2 separate regions of the Homo sapiens genome follow, and region 2 is linked to region 1. The links are chromatin contacts, found by Hi-C or POLR2A ChIA-PET in ENCODE. All regions are on one chromosome and are shown on one strand. Each heading gives the region's core, a stretch centred on a gene start or an enhancer-like site at or near the end of the contact. The rest is flanking DNA. Distances are from core to core; before and after follow the strand shown. Region 1 has its middle 38 kb from the start of LINC02991. Region 2 has its middle 53 kb from the start of LINC02991.

Region 1 (3,580 bases), core at 574-3,073:
TAAGGCAGAAAAATATAGGATATTTAGAACAAAAAGAAATCACAAAATAAGATGGAAAAAATAATTTAAAATGTATCAGCAATCACAAAAAATATAAATGGGCAAAATTTAACAGGTAATCAAACTGTCAGATCCAATGTTTTAATTTTAATCCAGCTTTATGCTGTTTAGAGATATTTAAAACTTATGTGAATAAAAAGTTGTAAAACATATGTCAGACAAACATTATATGTGTATATTATATATGTATATAAAGACAAATATATTAGTATTTTAGCCTTCGAATTTATTTTTCCATATATTTGAAGGCTAAAATATTATGAGAAATAAAAGGAGTCACTACCAAAGAATGACAAAAGCTTAGTTCACCAGGAAGACATAAAAACTCTAAACAAAATAAACCTAATAACATGACCATAAGATCTGTAAGACTGGGACCGGTAGAATTCAAAGAGAATACATGATAAATCCACCATCATAGTAAATTTTCATATGCCTCGCTCAGTAATTGTAAAGGTAAACACAGAATTAGCAACAGTGTAAAAACTCTGAATAATGCAAGCTAGATCTAATGAAAATATATAGAATCCTACACTCAACAGTTAGAAAATATACATTCTTCCCAAGTACATATGCAACATTTATAAGAATGTCCACCAATACTAGATCAAATTTTCACAAATTTTTTAAAAATCAGTTTAAAGTAGACTACTTTTTCTTACCATAAATCCGATAATGTTAGAAATCTATAGTAAATTTAATTTGGAAATGTAAAACCACATTTCTAAATAAATGCCCCAGTTGTCATGAATTCAACTTTAATGACATTTTTAGAATTTTTCAATTCTCAGAACTGAAAAATGATGAAAAAGCTATAGCATATCAAAAATTTGATATAAGGTCTGTCAAAACTTATGGATGCAGGTCAAGCTAAGACTTCAGGAATATGTATAGCTTTCCAGTGCAAGAAGGGCTGATATTGGAGGGCTACATCTCCATACTACAGGCAAAAAAGCAGGAGCCGTCCTTCCCAAGGTCAAGAACAGGACAGGCACACTGCCCCCGCCTCTGTGCAACCTTGTTCCAGAGGCCCTAGTACCACGCCAGTGATGTTCTCAAACCCTGTGCCATGATCTCTTGCGTGTTTCAATAGTTAATGTGCTCATCTCCTTAACTAAAGTGAAAGCAACTCAACGTTATAAACCATAGCTTATTGTACTTCACCTCTTTTTGCCTCCCTTTCCTCATCTATAAAACTGGGGTAAAATACTATCTACCCAGCGAGAGGAGGGAAGGCAGCCACCCACATAACGCTCTCAGTGTCACCTCACCTGGCACCCAGCCGACTCACGGAGCCTCGCCTGTTTTTCTCCTTTGCAGCTGCCTGTCACAGGGATCAGTGCACACTTCTCAGAGTCAGAGGTCTTACAGAGAGACTCTAAGGGACCTGGTGGCCAGTCCAGTCTGGCCTTGTTTACCCTTAAACATTGACATTAAACATAAAATTGAATAAACTGCCACTAAGCTGGGGAGTATGGTCAGAAAAGAATAAGCCACGGTTGCTCCCCAGGAAGACCAACAGTTGAATAAAGAAGAAAGATTTAAAAGAAAAACAAAAAACTAATTATATTGAAACTGTAGTGAGATATAGCCACACACCTGTCAGAATGGCTAAAATAAAAATTAGTGGACCAGGCGCAATGGCTCACACCAGTAATCCCAGCAGTTTGGGAGGCTGAGGCGGCTGGATCACTTGCGGTCAGGAGCTCAAGACCAGCCTGGCCGACTTGGTGAAACCCTGTCTCTACTAAAAATAAGGACAACTGGCATGAGTCCTTTGACATAACGTTCTTGAAATGACAAAGTGATGGCGCTAGGGAGGGGTTAGCAGACACGGGGTGTGAGGGGAACAAGGAGCTAGTCGTGGCTAATAAGGGCGGCACCAGCGATCTGCAGATGGACGGACGGTTCTGTGCCTTCACTGTGGTGCTGGCTACCCAAACCTACACCAGGGGGTAAAGTGCCACAGAGATAAACACACACACAGGTGAGTGCGTGTGACACTGGTGACATCCGAACTGTGTGTGTGGATGGTACTGAGGTCAAGTTCATGGCTATAATTTGTCATGTGGTTACCTAAGACAGTACCTCAGGGGAAACAAAGTGAAAGGCACCCTGATCACTCTGTAGTGTTTCTTCAGCTGCATGTGAATCTACAGTTATCTCAAATTAAAAAAAAAAATTAAGGATAATGTGAATTCAATGACAGAGATTTACATAAAGTCCTACTTACCAGGCACCCAGTTATGCAGGTTGTATGTGTTTACTGAAGCTGCTGTAACAGATCACCACAAACTTGGTGGCTTAAAACGGTGAGGATTTACTGTCTCAGCATCCTGCAGGCTGGAAGCTGGAAATCTGGCAAGGCCATGCTCCCCGCAGGCCTCTAGGGGAGAATCTGAGCCCACACGACTCCGAGCTCTGCCTCCCTGGTCACATGGCCCCCACTCCTGTGTCTTCTCTTCTCTGTATTCTCAAATCTCCCTCTGCTTTCCTACAAGGATACATTTCATTGGATTTTTGCTCCCCTGGCTAATCCAGGATGATCTCCTTGTCTCAAGACCCTTAATGTAATTACATCTGCAAAGATCCTTCTCCACAGAAAATCACATTCACAGGTTCTGAAGATGAGGACGTAGACAGATCTGGGGGTGCCGGGGGACAATTTGACCCATTGTATGGATGAAGCCATCAGCACCCCTGGTTTTCAGGACCCTACTCCATCACCACCTAACATTATGCAAAGAAATCTGGGTGATCTTGGAGAGAATCCCAGCCTCCCCACCGCCCAGCCCATGTGGACCTTGCCAAGTTCTCAGGGAGAGGCTGCGGGGCCTGGGCTCACTTCTTGCTGAATGAGAGGTCCTCCCTCTAGACCCTGCAGGAAGATCTCCCGAAGTGCACCTGGGGGTCTCACTACCCAGGCTACAGGAGCCGGCAGATGAAAATAACCTGGATGGGGATTTGTTTGATAACCTGAGGCAGTGGAGGATCATCACGAAGGAACCCTCTGCTCCCCGAGGGTCCCCATTGCTTCTCTCTAGGGTTTCCAAGACTTGGACTAAGGCTCTGGAAGGGCTGTTTACACTGGACCTAAAAGCCAACAAGGAAACGGCAGTTTTTCATGACTCCAGGAAGAGTTAATTACAACTTGGTGGCTGATAGCTGCTGACTCTGCAAGTTTCTGAGCAAATCAGAGACTGGGCAGTGGGAGTTGGTTGAGGATCAGGGGTCTCTCTGCATCAGGCTTCTGTGGAGCTCAGGAGGCCCAGACACTAGCCAGGCACTGCCACTGCCACTGGGTGACCTGGCACCAGTCGCTTACCACGGGCAGCAAGGGCTGCTCTGTGACCTCCTCAGTTGCTTACCACAGGCAGCAAGGGCTGCTCTGTGACCTCCTCAGTTGCTTACCACGGGCAGCAAGGGCTGCTCTGTGACCTCCTCAGTTGCTTACCACAGGCAGCAAGGGCTGCTCTGTGACCTCCTCCTGCTCTGAGCCGACGGCCAGGCCTGCAATATG
Region 2 (3,580 bases), core at 796-3,295, 91 kb before region 1:
GTCCTTAGAGAAAGTGTAGTAGAAGAAAGGGGCTGCATGTCCTTCAGAGCGCAATGCAGAGATTCACCTGGAATGAAGGTTTCATTTTCTTTCACAGAGGTTGCGATGGCTTTCTGGTCACACCCCAACTCCAGGTGTCTAGGGACATGTCTTTTTGGCCTCTGGATCCTCAGTACCAGGCACCCTTTCTGGAAATTAATGAATACTCACTATTTTTACAAAAGAAAGTATTTGAAACCTAAAATTAACCTTACAATGTCTTCATCAGATTAAATTTGTCCACTGGTTCCTTCCAAAATCCAGGCAGAAAGGAGTTCCATGCTTTCTGCGCAACTTCACTTGAGAGACGTGATGATGGAATGCAGCTCCCAGGCTGCACTCCCTTGCACGGAGGGAAGCACACCCACGGCCTATGCCCTTCCTGGTTCAAGGCCATACACAATATGCAAAATGGATTTCTCTCCTTGGTGGGTCTGATCGAGGGACTCCAGTTGTCTATGCATGGGCAGTTGTCACGTAAGTCCTCTTTAGGGATAAACTTGATGGATTTTCTTTTACTATAAATATGAAAAACCTGAAATGACCAATTCCTTTCCAAATTTGGGTGACAGCAAAGGGGCAACCTAGTAAGTTGTTGTACCATACTAAGTTACAGTACCTTCAAAAAGCCTTCATGCCCAACTGCACCCTCCCTTCCTCTTGGGAAGACAGAGGAGCCTCAACTAGAATGGATTTTACTAATGAATCCTTCCCTTCAGTGGGAAAGGATTTTCTCTTAAGAAACAGAGTAAAGTCCTTAATGTGTGAGAAATAATCGACTAGCAGCTGAGATGGTAAGTTCTCACTAGGACGCACCAGTAATTCACTGTGTGCCCACCAGAGTAGGTCCTTAAATCTTTCCAGTTCCCATGCAGTAAGCTGCACATTCATTCTCACAGGTCAAATCCAGGCCCGGTGAAGTACTCAGAGGTGTTCCTGCCATTAGTCAAATGCTGAGGCACACAGCAACAGGCTTTCTCTAAAAAGGTGCTTACTGGTTATTGTCACCAACAGACAATCTGTGGCCCAACTATTTAGTTGGAACCAGTGGATCAGTAAATAACCAGACTTATTTACTCAATGAACCTGTAACATGAGTCTTTAATTAAATGAGTTCTAAAATATGTAAATAACTTCAGAATGAATATTTTAAATACTAGTAATAATAAGAGCTTTGGCCTATTCAACATCAACCAATGATATTCACCTACCTCCATCAGCCCATCAACTTCCTCCTTTGGAAACGGAGGAAATGGAGCAAACCCCTGTTTGAGGAGCCATTGTTAAAATTAGTGAAGTGATTAAATTGGTCACCGTTCTTAGATGCAGCCTTAAGTATTCACTCTAGCTGGCTTAGGTAGGAAGGGGTTATTGATAAAACTATTTGGTAGTTTACAGAATTCCTGAGGAAGGTATAGATGAAGGTCTGAGTGCCACAACAGCAGGAACCTTGCAGGCAAAGATCACACTTGGGGACAAATAGCCCACCATGCATGGTTCTGGGGGAAGGAGCCCTGCCCCTCGCTGCATCTTTAATGCTGATGATGGACGCATAAAGCTCCACCACCTCCTGGCTTGCCTCCGTGCACAGGGCCTGCTGCAGTGACTCACTTCTGCTCTGAGCGTTCCACAAGGTTGTCTGCTGGAGGGAGCCAAGTAATCCTCCCTGCAGGGGCATCTGGAGAATGCCAGGCTCCAGAGTTAAGCAACCTATGAGGCTGTCGGAATGGGGTGGAGTGACGCACTGGACATGAGCCACCTGGGCGACTTTCCTCAATTCTCTCAGTTGCTGATCAACTCAGAAAGATAACAACAACAACAAAAAAATACAGAACAGGACTGACTCTTGGCCACCACTCCACATGGCTTCCAGAACCAGAGCAAGAGAAACAGAGAATCCATGCAAAGGAAAGTCATTTAACATTTTTTTTAAATAAAATAAGTGTTATGTGAAAAATAGTTCTGTGTCTGCTCAGCGTCGCTGTGGGAGCCCTGCTTTGGTTATGAATCACTTTTCTCCGTGAGGTTTCCACGTGCCAGCCTTGCTGGGGACCAGCTGCCTGACGTTGCAGCATCTTGGATTCCCAGGGTCTAACTTCTCCTCCGTTCTAGGACCTGCCAAGCTCTTCTTTGTTTTTCCAGAGCAGCCTCCCTTTTCTGGCCTTCCTGGAACACCTTCCTTCTGAGCAGCCTGAGGTGAACCTCTTTTCTTTCCTGGCAAAAAAAAAAAAAAAAAAAAAAAAAGAAAAAGAGGTGTCGGCGTGTGACGTGACATCACTCTCAGCTGTTTTAAATTAACCTTCCCTTTGGTTGTGCCAAGGGAAAAGATGAAACATGATTCAGTGAGAAGAAGCCTGTGTGAAACTGTGGGTTTTTTTTTTTAACTGTTCTGTTATTTTTTAAATGTGTTAAAATGCTCATGAGAGAAAAAGTGTAAAGTTTTTAAGAAGCCATGTTTCAGAGAAAAAAGAAAGAAACCTCAAAGGTGTGTTAATGATCAATGTGGTCCCTGAAGGAGCACTCACACAAAGGCCACCACCAGTGGAACAGAATGTGGTCACCCATGGAAACACCTCCATTGGAGGCTGGAGGAGGCGGCACTGGGGAAAAGAAACAGAAGAGCAGGGATTTTTCCCATATCTCTGTTCTGACCTAAGAGTAGAAACAGCACTGCTGAAAACCACCATGGCTGGGAAGTGGAACCTTGTGCTTCTCAGGCACAGCAAGCCTGTGTCTTGCCAACTCAAGGGTGCCTTGATGCTGTACTACAGTCGCCCGGGCAACCTATGCTCTCTGGAGGGTTTCTGACGTTTCAAACATAAAATTCTGGGTAGTTGAAAACTATTTCCTCACAATCTGGGAGATAAATTCATGAATAAAGTAAGACAGAAAAATAATTTTAAAATTCACTTTTCTATAGACTGAGTGTTGTATATGGGTTTTACATGGATTATTATTTAACTTCTCATAATGTTTCTGTGAAACACACAAGCGGGTACCATTTTGCAGATGGTGAAATAGAATTGGGTTAGCTAATTGGCTACTGGCACAAGGCTGGTATGTGGGAGACCCAGGACAGAGCCACGCTGCCCCCTGGAAGGCATCCACGTTGAAAGGGAGGAAAATGAGATTGGTGCCATGGTGCTGTTTCTTTCAATCTTGCTTCAAGTTATGTTTTTCTTAATATTAGTGTGTAAATAGGTTACATTGTTTATTCTTTATGTAATAAAATAATCTGTTGTTAAACCTCAAAATTCTCATTAACTGTCTGTAGTTTGTCCATCACTGCATCCCCAACATCCACACATATCTTGAATAGAGTGGGAATTCACTGAAGATTAGGTGGGTTAGTCAATTCATGGCAATATCTATCAAATATGTGACTGGGCTGCTGGCTATAGAGCCTGTGGTGCTAACACAGGCTTCAAAAACGCCTCTTTCCCTGGTCCCTTCCGGAGAGGGAATCTTAAGTACATGACCTGCCTCAATCCCAGGAGACATTTAATCTTGTAATTTAATAACTTCACGAGTTACCACGAAG

Evidence for each region. Hi-C counts contacts between places; a loop is a spot of excess contacts on that map. ChIA-PET counts read pairs that join two places held with the same protein, here RNA polymerase II (POLR2A). Pooled maps may share reads with other maps.
Region 2: a map of gastrocnemius medialis shows a loop between it and region 1 (2.5-fold over the local background). The contact joins two enhancer-like sites. A Hi-C loop is called at or near these places in 2 of 168 maps with a recorded cell type or tissue (Jurkat and gastrocnemius medialis) and 5 of 50 pooled maps. POLR2A ChIA-PET finds 5 or more read pairs at or near these places in 1 of 52 experiments (AG04450).

Annotation. Positions count from the first base shown.
Region 1 is chr2:239,538,159-239,541,738 of GRCh38, reverse strand. No RefSeq gene overlaps it. Among named protein-coding and RNA genes, the nearest start is that of LINC02991, 38 kb to the left of the region's middle. Within about 2 kb of position 1,823, at least 2 of the 41 ENCODE cell types and tissues checked have a DNase peak (open chromatin) inside an H3K27ac peak, as active enhancers do.
Region 2 is chr2:239,629,251-239,632,830 of GRCh38, reverse strand. No RefSeq gene overlaps it. Among named protein-coding and RNA genes, the nearest start is that of LINC02991, 53 kb to the right of the region's middle. Within about 2 kb of position 2,045, at least 5 of the 41 ENCODE cell types and tissues checked have a DNase peak (open chromatin) inside an H3K27ac peak, as active enhancers do.